Regions from separate parts of the Homo sapiens genome. Here region 1 is linked to region 2. The links are chromatin contacts, found by Hi-C or POLR2A ChIA-PET in ENCODE. All regions are on one chromosome and are shown on one strand. The core of a region is the stretch at or near the end of the contact, and the rest is flanking DNA. Distances in the headings are between cores, read along the strand shown. Region 1 overlaps PRLR (prolactin receptor). Region 2 overlaps PRLR (prolactin receptor).

Region 1 (4,663 bases), core at 1,154-3,653, 82 kb after region 2:
TCTACTCTGGCCTCCCACAATATTCTCAAAAGAGTAGCCTGAGTGGTTCTTTTAAAAACTACGCACGAGATCATGCCATCCCTCCACTTCAAATGCCGAAAAGGCTTCCTCTTGCTCCTTGAGAGCTTGGGGACTGGTCTCTCTCATTCTCCAGCTTCTTCTCATGTTTTATTCAGCTTGGCTCATACACACTGGGTTTCTTCATTTCCCTACATTGGCATGCTCCCTCCCACCTCAGTGCCTTTGCAGGTACTGAGAAAATTTTACCTTCCCATTTTGATCTTAAATCAGTCATCACTTTGACAGGGTTATTCTCCTACAGAATAATGTCTCTCTCCTTTGTTGTCCTTACCATACTTATAAATGCAATTGAATTTGATTGAGATCTCTTTCCTCAATATATTAGAAGCTCTGTGTAGGCAGAAACCACTCAGCTCACTATTATTCCCTTAGCCTCCAGCACAGTGTGCCTTAGGGTTTCAGAGATCTTTGTTTTATGAATTTTGCAGAATCATTCCCAAAGATGACTATGATATATTTTAATGTGAACTTCTGTACAAGACTTTCAATGACACACAGTTCCTTCTATAACTAATCTCAGTAAATTCATGCAAACTTTTCTCACAGAGTCAGGAGAGAAGAGGAGAGAATTCAGTGCAAGGGTAGATCTTCCCAGATCACAAGTAGAGTCCTGTCTGGGCAGCGAAGCTCAGTCTAGAGTTATTTAGCTCATTATGCTAAATTATATCCAAGATTTTCTCATTCTACAGAAAGAATGTGGTTTGTGTAAACTACTTGCATGGTTAGTATCCATCAGAGACAAACTCTAACCAGAGATCTCTTCCTCTTTTTTTTTGAGACAGGTCTAACTCTGTTATCCAGGCTGGAGTGCAGTGGCGTGATTATGACTCACTGCAGCCTTGACCTTACAGGTTCAAGTGATTCTCTCCCCTCAGTGCCCCCAAGTAGCTAGGACAACAGGTGCGTGACACCATGCTCGTCTAATTTTTTAATTTTTTTGTAGAGACAGCATTTCGCTATGTTGCCCAGGCTGGTCTCAAACTACTTGGGTGCAAGCAATCCACCTGCCTCAGCCTCCCAAAGTGCTGGGACTACAGGCATGAGCCACTGCGCTCATCCTAACTAGAGATATTGGCTCTAAGTTACTGCAGGATAATTTCTATACAAAGAAGGATTTTAGTTTTGTTCTTATTCCAACACACCGGAAAGCTTAACTGCGGTTACAATTAAGGTTTAAAGAATTACGGAATGCATTTGTAGCCAGTTTAGAGCACTTTGCAAAAGTCAATGTTTTCTTTTCCTGTAGTCCATTTTTCTCTCCCCTAAATCCCCTGCACTTTCTCAATTTCTCCCCCACTTTCACACTTCTGACTTTGTTTATTCCTTGCTATAGTCAAAAGGTACAATGGGGCATCATTAGGAAGAGGTGATGTGACCAACCTGGAACACCATGTTCCAGCCTAGTCACTGCACTTCAAGGACTCACAAGACCTGAAGAGACAGTGATGGAGGCATAAAATGTTCAAGAGGATGAGGAAGTGGGGGTTGTTTAAGGACAAATCATGAAGATTTGAACTATTCTGTCTGCAAAGATAAAAGCTATAACAGAATATGGTTAATACGAAGACAGATAGGGACAGGATAAATAGACTTACTTCCCAATACCATAATAATGTAAAATCCCTTGTAACAGAAAGAGTTACAAAAGGGGGAGAGGATCTGCTATATAACCTGATAGTTAACTTAAGATACTTGCTTATTGATGTTATTCACAAGTACGCTAAATAAGGGAAATTTTTTAAGAAATCTGTATATGACTTGATAACAGATTCATGATGTAGTATTAATATTGAGTAAATATTCATGAATTAACCAAATGTTCAGATAAATTCATGTATAATATGATACCAGATTCATAAAATATTAATGTAATATTGACTGACATATTAATAGGTTAAACAGATTTGAGGATAAATTAATTTGTGTTATTCCAGCAAATACTTGGCATTAAGAGAGTCTAGTTTTATTGAAACACAGCCACATTCATTCACCTATGCATTGTCTATGGCTGCTTTTGTGTGACAAGAGCAGAGTTGAGGAATTGTGACAGAGGCTATATGGCCCAAAAAGCCTAGAAATATTTACTATCTGGCTCTTTATGAAAAGTATTGCTGACTCCGGTCTAGAACACATTAGGAACATCCTTAATATTTGAGGTCCACATTAAGTAGATGAATATAAGTTCTTCTACATAATACCTCTTCGTAGGTATACAATTGGCCAGGGCAGCCATTTCTGATAATCATGTAGAGTCTGAAAAAATACCCATTAACCAGTCATCTGATCATCATGTCTTTGGAGATTCAGCAATCAAGTTAAAGATACTTCCTGAATTTTAGAAAGCTGGTGAGTTAGCAGGTTTTTGGTTATATTTAGCTGTTTTTGATGCCTTTCAATTCTGGGTTCCCCACCTACTAAGAAACATGAAATTGTTGGGAAATGAAACTCTGAGTACAAAATGATGTCATCAGATTAGTTGAAATTAAGGTCTGGGGCTTCTGATTTTTAGAACATAATACCATACTTTCCTGTACACCAAAGAGATTAGCAGTGCTTTACTCAGAAAGAAACCAAAATCATAGTTTTCACAAATAGGGACTTCCCTTTTTTCCCCCCAGTGAAGTCCCCTGGTATGAAATTAATTTGTATACATGTACTATAACATGACTTTGGTAATCATGTCAGTTATACTGCCTAAATGAAAATAATAATATAGAAGCCTATTCCATTGTTTGGACACTACTGTTCCCATTTTGCATAACCAAGCATGTAAAACATTGAATCCCCTAGCGAATTTAAAGTTTCTCTCAAAACTGAGGGTGGGAGGAAGTCATAGCAGTTCAGGGTCAAGATCTAAATTTTGAGGCATCATAATTAAGCTCTTCAAGTACAGGGCTCTGGCTCAGCAGCCAAGTCCAAGTATGAGATTCATTAAAGCATTTCATTTTCAACTGTCATTAACAGTGATCAGCGTCATTCCCCTACTCCCAATGAATGCTTGCCATTGGTTGGGCAAATTCACCCACAAAGAGAAAGTCTCAACAGCAGCTGCCTGCTTACACAGAAGAAAGATTCCAGAGTAGCTTAATGCTTTGCCACTGAATAATGCCCTAGCTGCTTGAATAATCAGAGCTACCTATCACATTGTACAATAATCATATCCTATCTAAAATTCATTGCTTCCAAAGGAATATATCAGTGAAAAATGTCCTGATCAACGACCACTTTGTAAAAGGAGATCCCCATGAAATACCATTGTGGGAAGTTTTACATTTGTACATGGATTTGCCAAGTCTTTATATAATCGGTCTTAGTGACAACACAGCGAGAATCCATAAGCATAGCTTATGCTTCAGCTGATGATTTCCCAAAGCCACATGTAATTTCTACTTTAAAAGAAATCCACAACCTTTTAGGTTATCACACTTGGATTATGCCTTTGATTTCAAAGCATTCCCTTTACATTATTCCCTTTACATTATGGATTCTCACCTTAACAATACAACTCAAGATATTTGGAGCTCATGTTACTGCTGTTTCTTTAGCTATCTGAGTTTTTTTTTCTGGGAATTTCATTATTAAATTCTTATTACACACTTTGCTCACAAATGAACGTTTCCTTTCTATACCACTAATCACAATAATATTTGAGGAATTAGAAGTAAATAGACAGAACCAAAACTGAACAATGAACAATAACAAGCATCTAAACCTCACTGTTCCTTTTGGTGCAGCCACCCCAGACAAGTGGCACACAGCTACTCAAGTCTGAGGGCCCCTCCATGTGGCTAGAAGAAGCCAGGCATCTTGCTTTTGTAATTGTTTGGCCTTCCAAGTGGTTTAGTGAGTCACAAAACCCATATCATTTCATCTCTCACAAATGGAAACAGGTATGCTTTGTTGGGCTGGTTTTCAGTCCTCAGTGCCTGGGGCCCAGTTCCTGCAGAGCACAGCTCCCGGTCCTGGAGGCCTTTGTCCAGGCTGAGGTGTGTCTGCAGACTCTCTTCTCCAGCAGGTAGCTATGCGTTGACCGGCAATGTGATTTTCCTCAGCACATTTCCAGCCTTCCCCGTTGTGCCTCTTGCTAATGGTGCTGATATATTTCTGAGCTTTTCCATTTGCCTTGGTTTTGCTAGAGGAAAAACAGGTGCTTCTACCCTTTCCTTATTTCTGGGAATTGTACACTGCCCAGCTGGCTCTGGTTTGCCTGCTGGCATCAAATGTGGGACAAATGGAGAAAGTATATTCTGCTAATCTCCTAGCTTCATCTCCCTTGAGGAGTTTTCCTCCATGCTTATCAGATCTGGGTTCCAAAGGCTCATAACCTAGCTCTTCAGATAGTATTTGGCAAGGACAGTGGCCCTGAAACTGTGCCATTTGTGGGTGAATGTACAAAGCACCAAATCAACAAACTATTTGTCATCATTCCATTGCCTTTCCTCCATGTGTTACGCACTGCTCGAACCATCCAAATACAAAGCAGTGCCACAGGAAAAGGGGCAAACGCATTGAGGATCAACTATAGATGAGAAGTTTCTCAACCATTGTCTTCCTCCACCCTCAAAAGGGCCTAGAATGCAGG
Region 2 (4,346 bases), core at 886-3,385:
GGCTGGGGATCAGGAAGAAAAAGGAGTGGAGAGTGATTGCTGTCATGTACTTCTTGGGGTGACGAAATGTTCTAAAATTAGATTATAGTGATGGTTGCACAACTGTAAATACAGATGGTCTCCAACTTACTATAGTTCCATGATTCCTTGACTTTATGAGGGTGCAAAAGAGATAGGCATTCAACCTGCTTCTTGATGAGGTTAGGTCCAGATAAACTATACGCTGAAAATATCATAAGTTGAAAACATCCTTTTGACTTAAACAATATTTTTAACTTTCAACTTGCAATGAGTTTGTTGGGATCTAACCCCACTGTAAGTTGAGGAGCATCTGTATACTAAAATCCATTGAATTGTATACAGTTGTCCCTCAGTATTCATGGGGGATTGGTTCCACATACAAATTGGTTATATGCAAATACTATAGCATCTTCTATCAAGGACTTGCGCATCTGTGGATCTAATGAATACTAGAATACCAGATCCACAGATGCGCAAGTCTTTGATACAAGACGTTGTAGTATTTACATAAGACCTATTCACATCCTCCCATATACTTTAAATCATCTCTAGGTTACTTATAATACTGAATACAATGCGAATACTATGTAAATAGCAAGTGAATATTTGTTACACTATATTGTTTTACATTTTGTATTATTTTTATTGTATTATCATTTTTTTTCAGAATATGTTTTATCCTTGATTGGTTGAATTCATGGATGTAAAACTTGCGAATACAAAGGGCTGGCTGTACTTTAAACAAGTGAACTTTGTGGAACATAAAGTATATCACAATAAAGCTGCTTAAAAAATACAAGCCTATTATTTCCTCTAATTATTTGCAAAAATGATAATATTCTTTCATGTTCAGCAGCTCTTTTTGAATAAATAGCAATGAACAAGAAGGCATTTCATTCACCTCCTCTGAGACTTGATAATTAATCTTGTCCTCACCTCCTCACTTTTTAACCTGCCCATCAAGTATTTGACTGCTGGGAAGGTGGAGTTGCAGAGATAATTGGCTCTCTGCTTATCAAGCACAACTCTCAGGCAAGACCTGTAAATCTGTCTCCATCTCTGCCTCCTTCCCCGTATTCCCTCTTTTTCCTTTCAACCCTTACTGCTGAGCACCCAGTCAGTGTTCAAAATCAGAGCTGAACTGACTCAGAGCAGGGACTTCTGCCTCTGTGGGTCTTCACTGCAAAGGGAACCAGAGCCATTTGTTAATGACTAAAAAGCAGAAACTGGTGGAGATAAAAAGAGATGGTGTCAAATTCTCTCCTTTCTGGATGCTGGTGGTGGTTATGTAGGCAGCTTTCATTTCTGTAAGTGTGCACTACAGTAGGAGTGAGACAGGAACCAGGATGCCAATTGAGAGAACTAAGAAAAATTGTGATTGGCATTTAGGCATCAAGAGAAAAAGTTCTCTTAGTGTTATTGACGTGCTCAATTTACTGTACAAGCAACTAAGGTGATGGGCAAATTGTATCCTTTGGATTGAAATCTCAATCCAGTTTCTAAATATTGAGGGAGTCTTGTTCTCTGCTCAGATTTCCTGCATCCTTAAGGTATTGGCCAGATGAGTCACTGTGGAACTGTACAACTCAGAACCCTTACTCCACATTCCTCTGGCCTAACAAAGTTGGGAGGATTTACACAAAGGTCAAGGGATCAACCACAGCAAATGTGGGGTTGAAACTTAACTGGTCTCAAGACAGGAGGTGGACCTCAAGTCTGAAAAGATTCCAGAAGCTTTGCCAAATCCACCCTCTCTATCATTCAGAAACATCACCACTGTAGTGATAGGTTTTAAGCACTGTAATCAATTTTTTTTTTTTTACTCATTGGGTACCTATTTCTCATTTCTCCCATTTTCTTCTTCCCTTTACTGTCCCTCCTCTGCCAGTGACAGAGTAACTTTACTCCTTCCCACTTTCCCTAAAAGTGCCAAGCAGTAGGGTGGGAGTGGGCACAAGGCATGGATTCTGCAAACATGCTTTCTCTGCTATCCCCTTGAAGGACCTAGTCCTGAAGCAGAGAAAGAGAAGTGAGCTTGTGGCACAAGGATATCTGTCCAGAATCCAAGAAGCCAGGTGACTTACCCTGGGCATGTCGCAAGCCTGTCAAAGTTTGAATGCTTGCTTCCGAATGCAGAGGGTGAAGTCACAGAGCCTGCCAGATTTACCAAGGGTGCCTGCTGGGGTTTGCTCCTGGCACCGAATATCCTCAACTACCAGTCTGTGCAGCTCTCATGAGCACCAACCTGTTTGCTGATTACCCGTTGGCAAGCTGACTCTTCAGACAGATTAATATTTGCCCTGGGATATACAAGGCTTTTATGACCCCTCCCCATTGCAAAGAAAACAAAAATTGACTAACTTGCTTTTGATGGTGGTTGGATTTGTTTGATGTGGCTTGATTTGGTTTACAGCTCATTTGCGGCAGAATCAAAATGGCTCGATTCAAGGCAGCTGTGGTTTCAGCAAAGCAGGAGGAATAAGGAGTTGGGAGGGGTGGGGCAACCATAGCAAGGGCAAGCTACAGGGTTGAGTCATGAGTCCCTTTCACTTAAAGCTGTAGTCTATGCTGTCATCCCTGTGTCGCCAGCATCTGCTCACCTGGCTTCTTTGGAACATGGCACACAGGATGGGACAAGTGATTCTGAAAGGGCAAGCAATGGCCACAGAACTCGAGTTGTGATCTCAATCCTTGTCAAAAATCACTTTTCAGACAGGAAGTAAATTTTTAGCTCTAAATTATGTAAAATCAGGAATCTAACCACAACAGAGGACAAAAATGGAAACCTTCTCATAATGTCATTTGTTTGGATGGTGTTATGGGTTGAATTGCATCCTCCCGAAAGAGACGCTGAAGTCCTCCAGTACCTTAGAATGTGACCTCATTTGGAAATAGGGTCCTTGCAAATGTAATTGGTTAAGATGAAGTAATAATGGAGTGGGGTGGGCCCTTAATCCAATAGGACGGATGTTTTTATAAGACAGAGAAGAGACACACGGGGAGGACACCTTGGAAAACAGCGGCAGAGATCGGAGTGATGCAGCTACAAGCCAAGGAATGCCAAGGAGTGCTGCCACCACAAGAGGCTAGGGTGAGGCAAGGGAGGACTCCACCCAGCATCTCAGAGGGAGCATGGCCCTGCTGAAACCTTGATTCCACACTTGTTGCCTCTAGAAGTGTCGGAAAATACATTTTTGTTGTTGTAAGCCATCTAGTTGTGGTGCTTTGTTATGTCAGCCCTAATAAACTAATACAGATGATTTATATGTGAGTCAGCTGGATTTGCCTACAAACACCTTTTCTGCAACTTCTTATATGAACCAATTTAAAATTTAATAGTATTTTTAATCAGTGAAAAAAGTTGGATGGTATGGGATTTTGTTGGCCTAATGTGGACACAGCACATGTTTTATTCTAGTGTAGCAGTGATGTGCTGAATCCCTATCAACTCCAAAGGGGATGGCACTAGGTTCAAGAGGCTGAAGAAGAGATCCAGAGCTAGAAAATGAGACACTGGGGTTTTACTGGGGGTTTACATACAGGGGAGAGGGTCTAGTGGTGGCGGGCTGGACAGGAGAACTGCTGGTCCAGTGGCAGTGGGCTGGTAAGAAGAACCACAATCGCTGGCAAAAGGCATGCAGTTTATAAAACATTTTCACTTAACACCCTCCCCCTAGCAACCTCAGCCTGGCAACCTTCATTTAACCCCAAACAAAGGATGCTGATCCCCTGTATGGCCCACATTCCCTGGGACGGGCTGGGGTTCAGATGTTCCTCATAGATAAGGAATGAATCTCTGGGATGGCCACTTCCAATTCCTTAGCTTGGAACTCTGAACATATATTTGGGTGCATCTGCCACACAGGGTCATTCTCAGGGTAGGCTCAAGTGAAGTTATCACAGTCAGGAGCACCTACCATACAAGCATCCCTGACCCCTCCAGTGAGAAAGTTGCTCATGTCCTGTGAAAAGCCAGTGATAGTGCTCTGAGTTCACTGCTATGATGTCTTGTTATTCTTTCTTTAAAGGAGAGCTCTGACCACTAGAAAGAGTTTTAAGAATGAATAAGGAGATACAGGACAGACACAGAAACCCTGGAGGACAAATGGTGCCAAAAGGATACTTATACCTTTGGCATTTCCCCAGCAGGAGGGGAAGGAGGAGTAGAGGGAGGTAGTCATAGTACCTCACCCTTCAATCCTCACTCTGGCTTTGATGTTGTCATTAGCATGTATCCCCAGAAAAGTCACTTATCTCTCTCAGGGTTTCTATTTTATTCAGGGGTAATTGATTTCCACTTACCAACCTATCCAAAACACATGGAG

Evidence for each region. Hi-C counts contacts between places; a loop is a spot of excess contacts on that map. ChIA-PET counts read pairs that join two places held with the same protein, here RNA polymerase II (POLR2A). Pooled maps may share reads with other maps.
Region 1: a loop to region 2 is called in a pooled map, with 4 times the contacts of the local background. The contact joins two enhancer-like sites. A Hi-C loop is called at or near these places in 4 of 50 pooled maps. POLR2A ChIA-PET finds 5 or more read pairs at or near these places in 3 of 52 experiments (GM12878, H1 and common myeloid progenitor, CD34-positive).

The regions. Positions count from the first base shown.
Region 1 is chr5:35,209,873-35,214,535 of GRCh38, forward strand. All of the region lies in intron 1 of PRLR (prolactin receptor), which reads right to left. Among named protein-coding and RNA genes, the nearest start is that of PRLR, 18 kb to the right of the region's middle. Within about 2 kb of position 2,404, at least 5 of the 41 ENCODE cell types and tissues checked have a DNase peak (open chromatin) inside an H3K27ac peak, as active enhancers do.
Region 2 is chr5:35,127,841-35,132,186 of GRCh38, forward strand. All of the region lies in intron 1 of PRLR (prolactin receptor), which reads right to left. Among named protein-coding and RNA genes, the nearest start is that of AGXT2, 82 kb to the left of the region's middle. Within about 2 kb of position 2,136, at least 3 of the 41 ENCODE cell types and tissues checked have a DNase peak (open chromatin) inside an H3K27ac peak, as active enhancers do.